2 separate regions of the Homo sapiens genome follow, and region 2 is linked to region 1. Evidence: read pairs that join two places in POLR2A ChIA-PET (ENCODE). Cell type or tissue: Caco-2. All regions are shown on one strand. Links, peaks and the distances in the headings refer to the core of each region. The heading gives the core; the rest is flanking DNA. Region 1 has its middle 37 kb from the start of UACA. Region 2 holds the start of SALRNA3 (senescence associated long non-coding RNA 3).

The links. Peaks named below come from ENCODE experiments on the same cell type or tissue, not always from the same donor. Only the 100,000 strongest peaks of a DNase experiment are listed, where the experiment ranks them.
Region 2: POLR2A ChIA-PET joins it to region 1 with 7 read pairs; 1 of 35 experiments calls an interaction of 5 or more read pairs at or near these places.

What each region holds. Positions count from the first base shown.
Region 1 is chr15:70,798,543-70,802,937 of GRCh38, forward strand. No RefSeq gene overlaps it. Among named protein-coding and RNA genes, the nearest start is that of UACA, 37 kb to the left of the region's middle. In Caco-2, for the core only: no CTCF peak of the experiment used is centred there; a DNase peak (open chromatin) is centred at 1,659.
Region 2 is chr15:70,613,109-70,617,503 of GRCh38, forward strand. It overlaps SALRNA3 (senescence associated long non-coding RNA 3), which reads left to right and starts at 2,439. Exons shown (of 1, transcript NR_126481.1): 1 at 2,439-3,459. RefSeq lists an enhancer at 4,112-4,256 and a cis regulatory region at 4,178-4,189. In Caco-2, for the core only: no CTCF peak of the experiment used is centred there; a DNase peak (open chromatin) is centred at 4,113.

The DNA.
Region 1 (4,395 bases), core at 74-4,073:
AATGCCTTGGAGAGTTAGCAAGTCAACCTCTGGCTTTCACTATTGTCAAAGCCCTTCAGTTTCCAAAGCCTCTCCTATAGCAGCAAGCTCTTGTTTATAGGTGAACATGCTCCCTTGCTTTTAAAGCCTAGAACATAGGGGCCTCCGGGAGCTAGGAATGTCCACCTCATGTATACCTGGAGAATTCCCCCACTTCTACTCACTTTCTGCAAGGCCTTTGGCCACCAGGAACTAGAGAGTTGGCAGATAGATTTCATCCAGCATGCCAGCCTAATCAAGTGGTGGTAGCTGCCTCCACGGTCATACTGAAAAGCACTCTAAGGCCACTTCCATTCTCAACCAGAAAGATTGCCACGTCTGCCACGAGCAAGGAACATGGGGAGGAGGTGCCATTACTGCCATTTCTCGCTCTTCCTGACCTAGTTTATGAGAATCAATAAATTTGCAGATCTCAGCTTTCCAATAGGTTCCTGTGCTCCAGGGCGGGGATACAGAAAATCATCCCTCTTAGGGAACATGAGCTTGAGCAGAAGATGACCAGCACTGTAAAAGGTGTGCGTCTCACTCAAAACCGTCTAGCAGCATGGAGGTGAGGTGTCTCCTCTCACCTGGACACTGCATTTTCTCAAACTGTGTTTTACCCTTGGTTGGTGGCTTATCCTCCCCAAGCCTTCTCTGGATGTTAATTTTAACTTTTATCCTGTTTTATTTTGAGTAGGTAAGGTGAGAACTCACAGTGAAAGTGGCTTTGAGCCTCTGTTTTCCAGCAGGAGAAACTAGCTGGACCACTATGGGCTGGAAGTTGGGACTTCAAACACAATCCATTATTTTCTGGAAGGAAAATGTTTAGAAGCTAGCACCGAGGGCAGGGTTTGATGTGTTCTCCTCATTCTTTTGATGTGAGTGGAAAGTAAAAGAAGTGTGGGGTAGTTATTAGAGGAACTCTAAGGTGGGGAGCAGAAAACTCCAGAAGGATTTGTTTGTTTGCTTGTTTTGAAACAGAGTCTTGCTCTGTCACAAGGCTGGAGTGCAGTGGCACGATCTTGGCTCACTGCAACCTCCGCCTCCCAGGTTCAAGCAGTTCTCCCTGCCTCAGCCTCCCGAGTAGGTGGGATTACGGGCGCCTGCCACCATGCCCGGCTAATTTTTGTGTTTTTATTAGATATGGGGTTTCGCCATGTTGGCCAGGCTGGTCTCGAGCTCCTGACCTCACATGATTCACCTGCCTCGGCCTCCCAATGTACTGGGAATACAGGCATGAGCCACTGCTCCTGGCCTCCAGAAGGGTTTTGAAAGCAGGCTTCCTAGAACTGGAGCTAGCATGCATCTGTGTTCGTGGCAGTGTGGTCTACAGGGCAAACCAAGGCGTGGAATCAGGAAGCCAGAGCTCTATCTTCAGCCTTGTCCCCATTGAAGAAGTCAACTCGCCTGTCTGGGCCTCAGTTTCCCCGTCAGTTAAAACATGCCCTGCCCACCTCAGTTTTGGGAATAATCTGATGAGAGAAAGGATGTGAATATTTCTTGAAAAAAAAATAGCTAAAGAGCTATATAAATGGAAGGCATGATTGTTTGTTTTCCTAAGTGAAGCTGTCTCTTTGCCATCACTGCTGGAGAGGCTGTTTGGATTGTAAGTATTTGGCCTCTGAACTTTCATTCTGGACTGGAGCAGCTGTGGGTGGCAGGAATGCAGAGAGGGAGGAAATATCAGAGTTAGCAAGCCTGGGCCTCAGTCTCAGAGTTGGCCAAGTTTCTAGGGGAAAAAAATAATCTCAAGTAGCTCTTTGTGGTCATGAAGGATACACTTATGCAATTGTTTTCAATATTTTAAGAGTCTGAAGAAAAGCTTTAAGGAACACTTATCCCAATGGAAAGCAATAGAGTTCCTCATTCAACCTAGACCGAACAAATCTGCATAAAATGGCGAATAGAAGAAATTATCTAAATAATTCAGCACTCCCCTTTTTTCTGGCACACACACATACATAAACACGAGGATTATTTCACCCACAGTGATTCCACTAGGGCATTTGCTGTGTTCTTCTTCCCCCTTTCCAACAAGTTAGAGCTTTTCCATTCTTCAAAGTTCTTCCCAATTGCTTTGTCTTTTTATACTCAGTGCCAAGCACAGTATAGTAAGCACTCAGGAAGTTTCTGATAAACAAAGTACCATCCTGTCTGGGGTGTATCTGACCATAATGGCTCCCAGCAAATCATGCCTCTCTCAATCCATGTGCTTATGGAGTCCCTTTCACACTGACTCTGGGCTCCAGCACATAACTTGCTTTGGCCAATTGGACCTTAGCAAACACATTTTTTTTTTTTTTTTGAGACAGAGTTTCACTCTTGCTGCCCAGGCTGGATTGCGATGGCACGATCTCGGCTCACTGCAACCTCTGCCTCCCAGGTTCAAGCGATTCTCCTGCCTCAGCCTCCCTAGTAGCTGGGGTTACAGGCATGTGCCACCACGCCCGGCTAATTTTGTATTTTTAGTAGAGATGGGGTTTCTCCGTGCTGGTCAGGTTGGTCTCGAACTCCCGACCTCAGGTGATCCGCCCGCCTCGGCCTCCCAAAGTGCTGGGATTACAGGCATGAGCCACCGCTCCCGGCCAACAAGCACATTATAAGCAGGGACTTGAAATGCACTTATACACTGAAACATAAATATCATGTGAAGAAGTCTAAGTGAGCCTGCTGCAGATACCTGGCCCAGTCAACAGCCAGCTCTAACGGCGAGTCATGTGAATGAGGCCATGTTAGAGCGTCCAGTCCTCATCAAACCACCAAATGATTGTAGCCAGACAAAGTCAGCAGAATTGCCCAGCTGAGCTCAGCCCAAATTGCTAACCTTTAGAATCATGAACAAGTAAAATTGTAGTCTTAAGCCACTGAATTTTTGTGTGTTATGGAGTAATAGATCACTGGGATGCCACTTCTTTTTAGAAAATTAATAGAAACCTTTAAGTCAGAAATGGTAAATATTGTTATAGCTCATCTATCGACTTTGGTAGTGTCTTTTTGGATGACTGCCATAAGAAGAATTTGACAGCTAAATTAATGGAAAAGAAAGGCAGCTGGGTGCAATGGCTCACTCCTGTAATCCTAGCATTTCGGGAGGCCAAGGTGGGTTGATCACCTGAGGTCAGGAGTTTGAGACCAGCCTGGCGAACATGGTGAAACCCCGTCTCTACTAAAAATACAAAAATTAGCTGGGCATGGTGGTGCACACCTGTAGTCCCAGCTACTCAGGAGGCTGAGGCAGGAGAATCACTTGAACCTGGGAGGCGGAGGTTGCAGTGAGCCGCGATCATGCCACTGCACTCCAGCCTGGGTGACAGAGTGAGGCTCCATCTCAAAAACAACAACAACAATAAACAAACAAAACAAATGGAATAGAAAGCCAAATTCATTAGTGGTGTGTGCAAAGAACATGGGCAGGAGTGGAGACAATATATATGCTAAATATTTGCCATTCTTGTTCCATATTATCAATCACAGGTCAATGAATTTAAAAAGCAGAACTATTTTTTTTTTTGAGATGGAGTTTCGCTCTTGTTGCCCAGGCTGGAGTGCAATAGCGCATTCTCAGCTCACTGCAACCTCTGCCTCCCAGGTTCAAGAGATTGTCCTGCCTCAGCCTCCTAAGTAGCTGGGATTACAGGCACCTGCCACCATGACTGGCTCATTTTTGTATTTTCAGTAGAGATGGGGTTTCACCACGTTGGCCAGGCTGGTCTCAAACTCCTGATCTCAGGTGATCCGCCCGCCTGAGCCTCCTAAAGTGCTGGGATTACAGGCATGAGTCACCACGCCCGGCCAAAAAAGCAGAATTATTAAAGTTGAATGTTAGTTGGGCCAAGACAACTGGTAAGGAATTTTTCCAATGAGTTAGGTCACATTTTCCAGAAACAGTGATAGTGAAGGCAGAACACCTTGAGTAGATGCAACCAGGCATTATTTATGTCACTGGAGAACACAATTATATACTGAAGAGGCTCACAATTTGGGACTATTTGGTCGACTAGCAGGTTACCTGGGGCAGTGTAAGAGTGCGTTTACCATGGCTCCATGGTGTCATCAGCCTCGTAGGTCCAGAAACTCAGTGCCGTTAGTGCATCCAGAGCTGATTGGACTCTTGGGAACAGACCTACAAGAACCATGTTCATGAGAGACTGACAGCAAAATGAAATGCAAAGATGTCCTGGGATACGACAATTCTTATCTGCTCCCCAGACTAAATTAGTCATCAGAAAGGCTTGGTCCTGTGAAAAGGATGGAATGAAAAGAAAGGAAGTGGGAAGACTCAGAGGGAATGTTTCACATGAGTCAAGAAGGCCGGATGGAGCATCTCTGCCCCACAACAGTGCTCTTTCCAGCAGTGGGAAAAGCCCTGACCTC
Region 2 (4,395 bases), core at 324-4,323, 190 kb before region 1:
TCTTCATAGTGAACAAGTTTTTCCAATGCCATTTAATAACCAATCTGTTCTGTCCCAAGTTACGTGTGGCAGTCTCTTAACATTCCCACGTATATGGCCTGTTCTGGGACTTCCCATTCTTTCCATGTGTCTATCTGCCCATTTCTGCGCAGGAACCAGGCTATTTTCATTTCTGTGGCTTTGCCTTGTGTTTTCCTATCTTTCTGTCTGACACATCAGTGTTTCTCTTTTTGCTCTTATTTTTTAAACTTAATAGCTATTGGGAAACTTTTATTCATCTGTATAAATTCTAGGTTGTTTTAACATCTTCAGGCATTCTGCCCATGGCCAGCCATTGTAATAACCTAGATACACAGCTGCCCTGCTGGCCCTGACCTTTCTGCCTCACAGACTCCTAAATTCTATGTGGCAGAGTTACACGTGATGATTCTATTCCGGAAAATCCATTTCATGCCATACCACAAAAATCCCCAAGTTTCTCCTGAAAGTAAATAAAAGCAAGTACTTGCAAGGCACAGTGGCTCACATCTGTAATCACAGCACTTTGGGAGGCCAAGGTGGGCGGATCACCTGAGGTTGGGAGTTCAAGACCAGCCTGACCAACATGGAGAAATCCCATCTCTACTAAAAATACAAAATTAGCCGGGCGTGGTGGTGCATGCCTGTAATCTCAGCTACTCGGGAGGCAGAGGCAAGAGAATCACTGGAACCCAGGAGGTGGAGGTTGCAGTGAGCCGAGATTGCGCCATTCCACTCCAGCCTGGGCAACAAGAGCAAAACTCTGCCTCAAAAAATAAAAATAAAAATAAAAAAATAAAAATAAAAACAAGACTTTAAAGTGGCTGTGAATCTCAATTCACAAGTTCAGATATGTAAGAAAGAACAATTTTTTTCATATCCCAAAACTGAATTGAATTTCTTTTAGGAGCCCCTAGTCTGCTGGAGTAGCAGAAACACCATTTCAGTTAATTTAGGGACTCTTCCTACTTTCTCTGGGGTGAAATTTACAAAGGACTTGCAGAGAACCAAGGCTCCAATGGGAGGGGTGATCTTTTAAGTCCTCAATATCATCGAAGCGTGTCACTAACTTGTCCATTGTCCCATCTAGTCCTCAGTCAGTGGTCCTTAAAAGTCTCTCTGCTACTTCTGTTCCACTCTCAAGCTCCTGGCAATCATTCTGTTCTTGTGACATAAGAATTGAGAAATGCTGTGAGATCTCATCTGCCTAGATGCTCCATACAACTGAAGCCATCAGTTCTCTACGATCTTGCCACCCCTTGAAGCCCTACCAGGAAACACAGACATAGGTGCCCGTATTCTCAGATCCCGCAAATCTGTCAGGGCCTCACCAGGGCTCATTCTCTTCTCCCTGGGACCCAACAACAGCTACCTGTCTGTATTAGTCATGGTTCTCCAGAGAAACAGACTCAATAGGAGATAGACAGATAGATAGATAGATAGATAGATAGATAGATAGATAGATAGATAGATAGATAGACAGATAGATAGCTAGATAGATAATAGAAAGATAGATAGATGATTTCTTCTTTTTTTGAGATGGAATCTCACTCTGTCACCAGGCTGGAGTGCAGTGGCGCCATCTCGGCTCACTGCAATCTCTGCCTCCTGGGTTCAAGTGATTCTCCTGCCTCAGCCTCCTGAGTAGCTGGGATTACAGGTGTGCACCACCACACCCAGCTAATTTTTGTATTTTTAGTAGAGACAGGGTTTCACTATGTTGGCCAGGATGGTCTCAATCTCCTGACCTCATGATCCACCCACCTCAGCCTCCCAAAGTGCTGAGATTACAAGTGTGAGCCACCGTGCCTGGCCAAGAGATTTCTTATAAAGAACTGGCTCACATTCACACAATTATGGAGGCTGAGAAGTCCACAATCAGCAGGGAGGGCTGGAGATCCAGGAGAGCTGATGTTTCAGTTCAAGTCTAGAGGCAGTCTGCTGGAGAATCTTCTCTTGCTCAGGGGAAACGGGAATTTTTGTTCTATTCAGGCCTTCAACTGCTGGGAATAAGGCCCACCAACACTATGGAGGGCAATCTGCTTTATTCAAAGTCCGTCAATTTAAATGTGAATTTCATCCAACACACCCTCACAGAGACACTCAAGATAATCTTTGACCAAGTATCTGAGCACACTGTGGCCCAGCCAAGTTGACACAAAATTAACCATCACACTCTCCTTGATGAATGCTATATCAACCAGGATCCAGTCAGGCATTCCAACACAGAAGATTTATATTTTTACAGACGTAATTCACATACCCTGAAATTCACCCATGTAAGGGAGTTTTAGTATATTCAGAATGTTGTGAAGCCATCACCACTATCTAATTCCAAAACAGTTTCATCAACCCTCACCCCCTACAAAAAAACTCATACCTGTTAGCAGTCAACAAGGGGATTTAATATAGGGAATTGGCTGGATGGATAGCAAAGGACTGAAAGGAAGAAAAGGAACACCTGTTATCATGCAAACGTAGTAACTGCAGGAAACAGCCACCACTCCTAGGACTAGAGGAACAGAGGGAAAGGGCTGGGGCTATGAGAACCCAGAATCCTGGAGGACGCCCTCACAAAACTAGGACAAAGACTTCTCAGAAAAGGGTAACGGCCTGCTGGTATCGGTACCTCAAGAAACTCGAGGAGGGGGTTCACAGAGCTGGGACCTAGATCTCTCAGGAGGGGGCATGAGCTAAATGCGGCTGCAACACAAGAGCTCAGAGGGAAGGTCTAAGTTAGGACTTGGTCTTCTTAGGAGAGGGTGCTACCTGGATGCTGCTGGTAACTGATGGGGTGAGATGGGCTGATCGTGGGAACTTAGCAAAACGAAGGAAACTGGAACCAACTCCACTGCTGGGATAACGGTGACAGGAACAGCAAGCATGGGGAAGGAACATCTCTTCTCCATCTTCCTGTTGTCTGGTCTCCTTTTAGCATCCCCTATTATCAGGACCTAACAGGCAGCAGCTGGCAACAAGGAAATTGGGTTGCAAAGTCACAGCCTCACCATTGCAGAGCTGAGCACAGAAGAGTTATTAGGAGCTGGAGACAGTAGCTTTATAACACCATGCCTCCCTACTCTCTCCATCTAACCACAGCCCAGGGAGGGAACATTCTAATCTGGAGGGTTGGATGACAACCTATCTTGCTCTTTACTCATCTTGTTAGTCCATTCTCACACTGCTATGAAGAAATACCTGAGACTGGGTAATTTATAGAGGAAAGAGGTTTAATTGACTCACAGTTCTGCATAACTGGGAAGGCCTCAGGAAACTTACAATTACAGCAGAAGGGGAAGCAAACATATCCTTCACATGGCAGCAGGAGAGAGAAGTGCTGAGCAAAAGGGGAAAAGCCCCTCGTAAAACCATCAGATCTCATGAGAACTCACTCACTGTTATGAGAACAGCATGGGGGTAACTGCCCCCGTGATTCAATTACCTCCCACCAGGTCCCTCCCACAACATGTGGGGATTATGAGAGCTACAATTCAAGATGAGACTTGGGTGGGGACACAGCCAAACCATATCACCCATGATGTTTTCTTCCAAATAATTAGTCTCTGTTGCAAGTACTTTTGTAATATATCATCTTCCTGATCTAAGAGCCTATTAGCATGATTCCTAGAGACACCTGGGAAGCTAAGCTTGGTTCTAGCCCACAGCACTGGGTTTAGCCATACATGGAGACTGGGCTGTTTGGGCATGGGGAGGCAAAGGATGATAAAAGAGGATTGTCTTTGTGCTTCAGTGGATTGAATAGAATGGAATGTGGACTGTATGAAATATGTTCTCATATTCCATGTAATGAGACCCTGAGATTGATGAGGGGCATCTGGCTTATGTGAGGTGGTCCCCAACATATAATTACACTAACTGCCTGCAGGACTGCACCAGTTTTAAAGCTGGAAGTATCTTCCTAGATTAAGTAGGTAATGACAACAGCACCAGTTTTAGTAAATAGAGCTACACTCACCCTCAGCACATGCAGCTGGCACAAATGGAGCAGTCAAGCTTCTAAAGGTCTGATGTGAGCCCCACATGGACACTGTCATGCACAAGCATGAGCCAATCACGTGTGCACCTCTACCTGTCTCAAATAACATTGCTCTTCTCTCCAGCCTGTGTCCTGACTGCATGGCCCCTTCTGTTTACTTTAGATAAGTAAACACTGTTTGATTTAGCCACGGAATGTCTGTGTCTGGATTTTCCTTTAATCTAAGTCCACTATTGACATTTGTCAATACAGTATAGTGGTCGTGTGGTTTTTCCATTACCTGATGGGCTTAAGTTTTGAAATGTAAAAAGTTGGGGTGTGGGGGGATGTTGTTTTTTCTTTACATTTTCGCAATCATCTCCTCTGCAGAAGGAATCAGC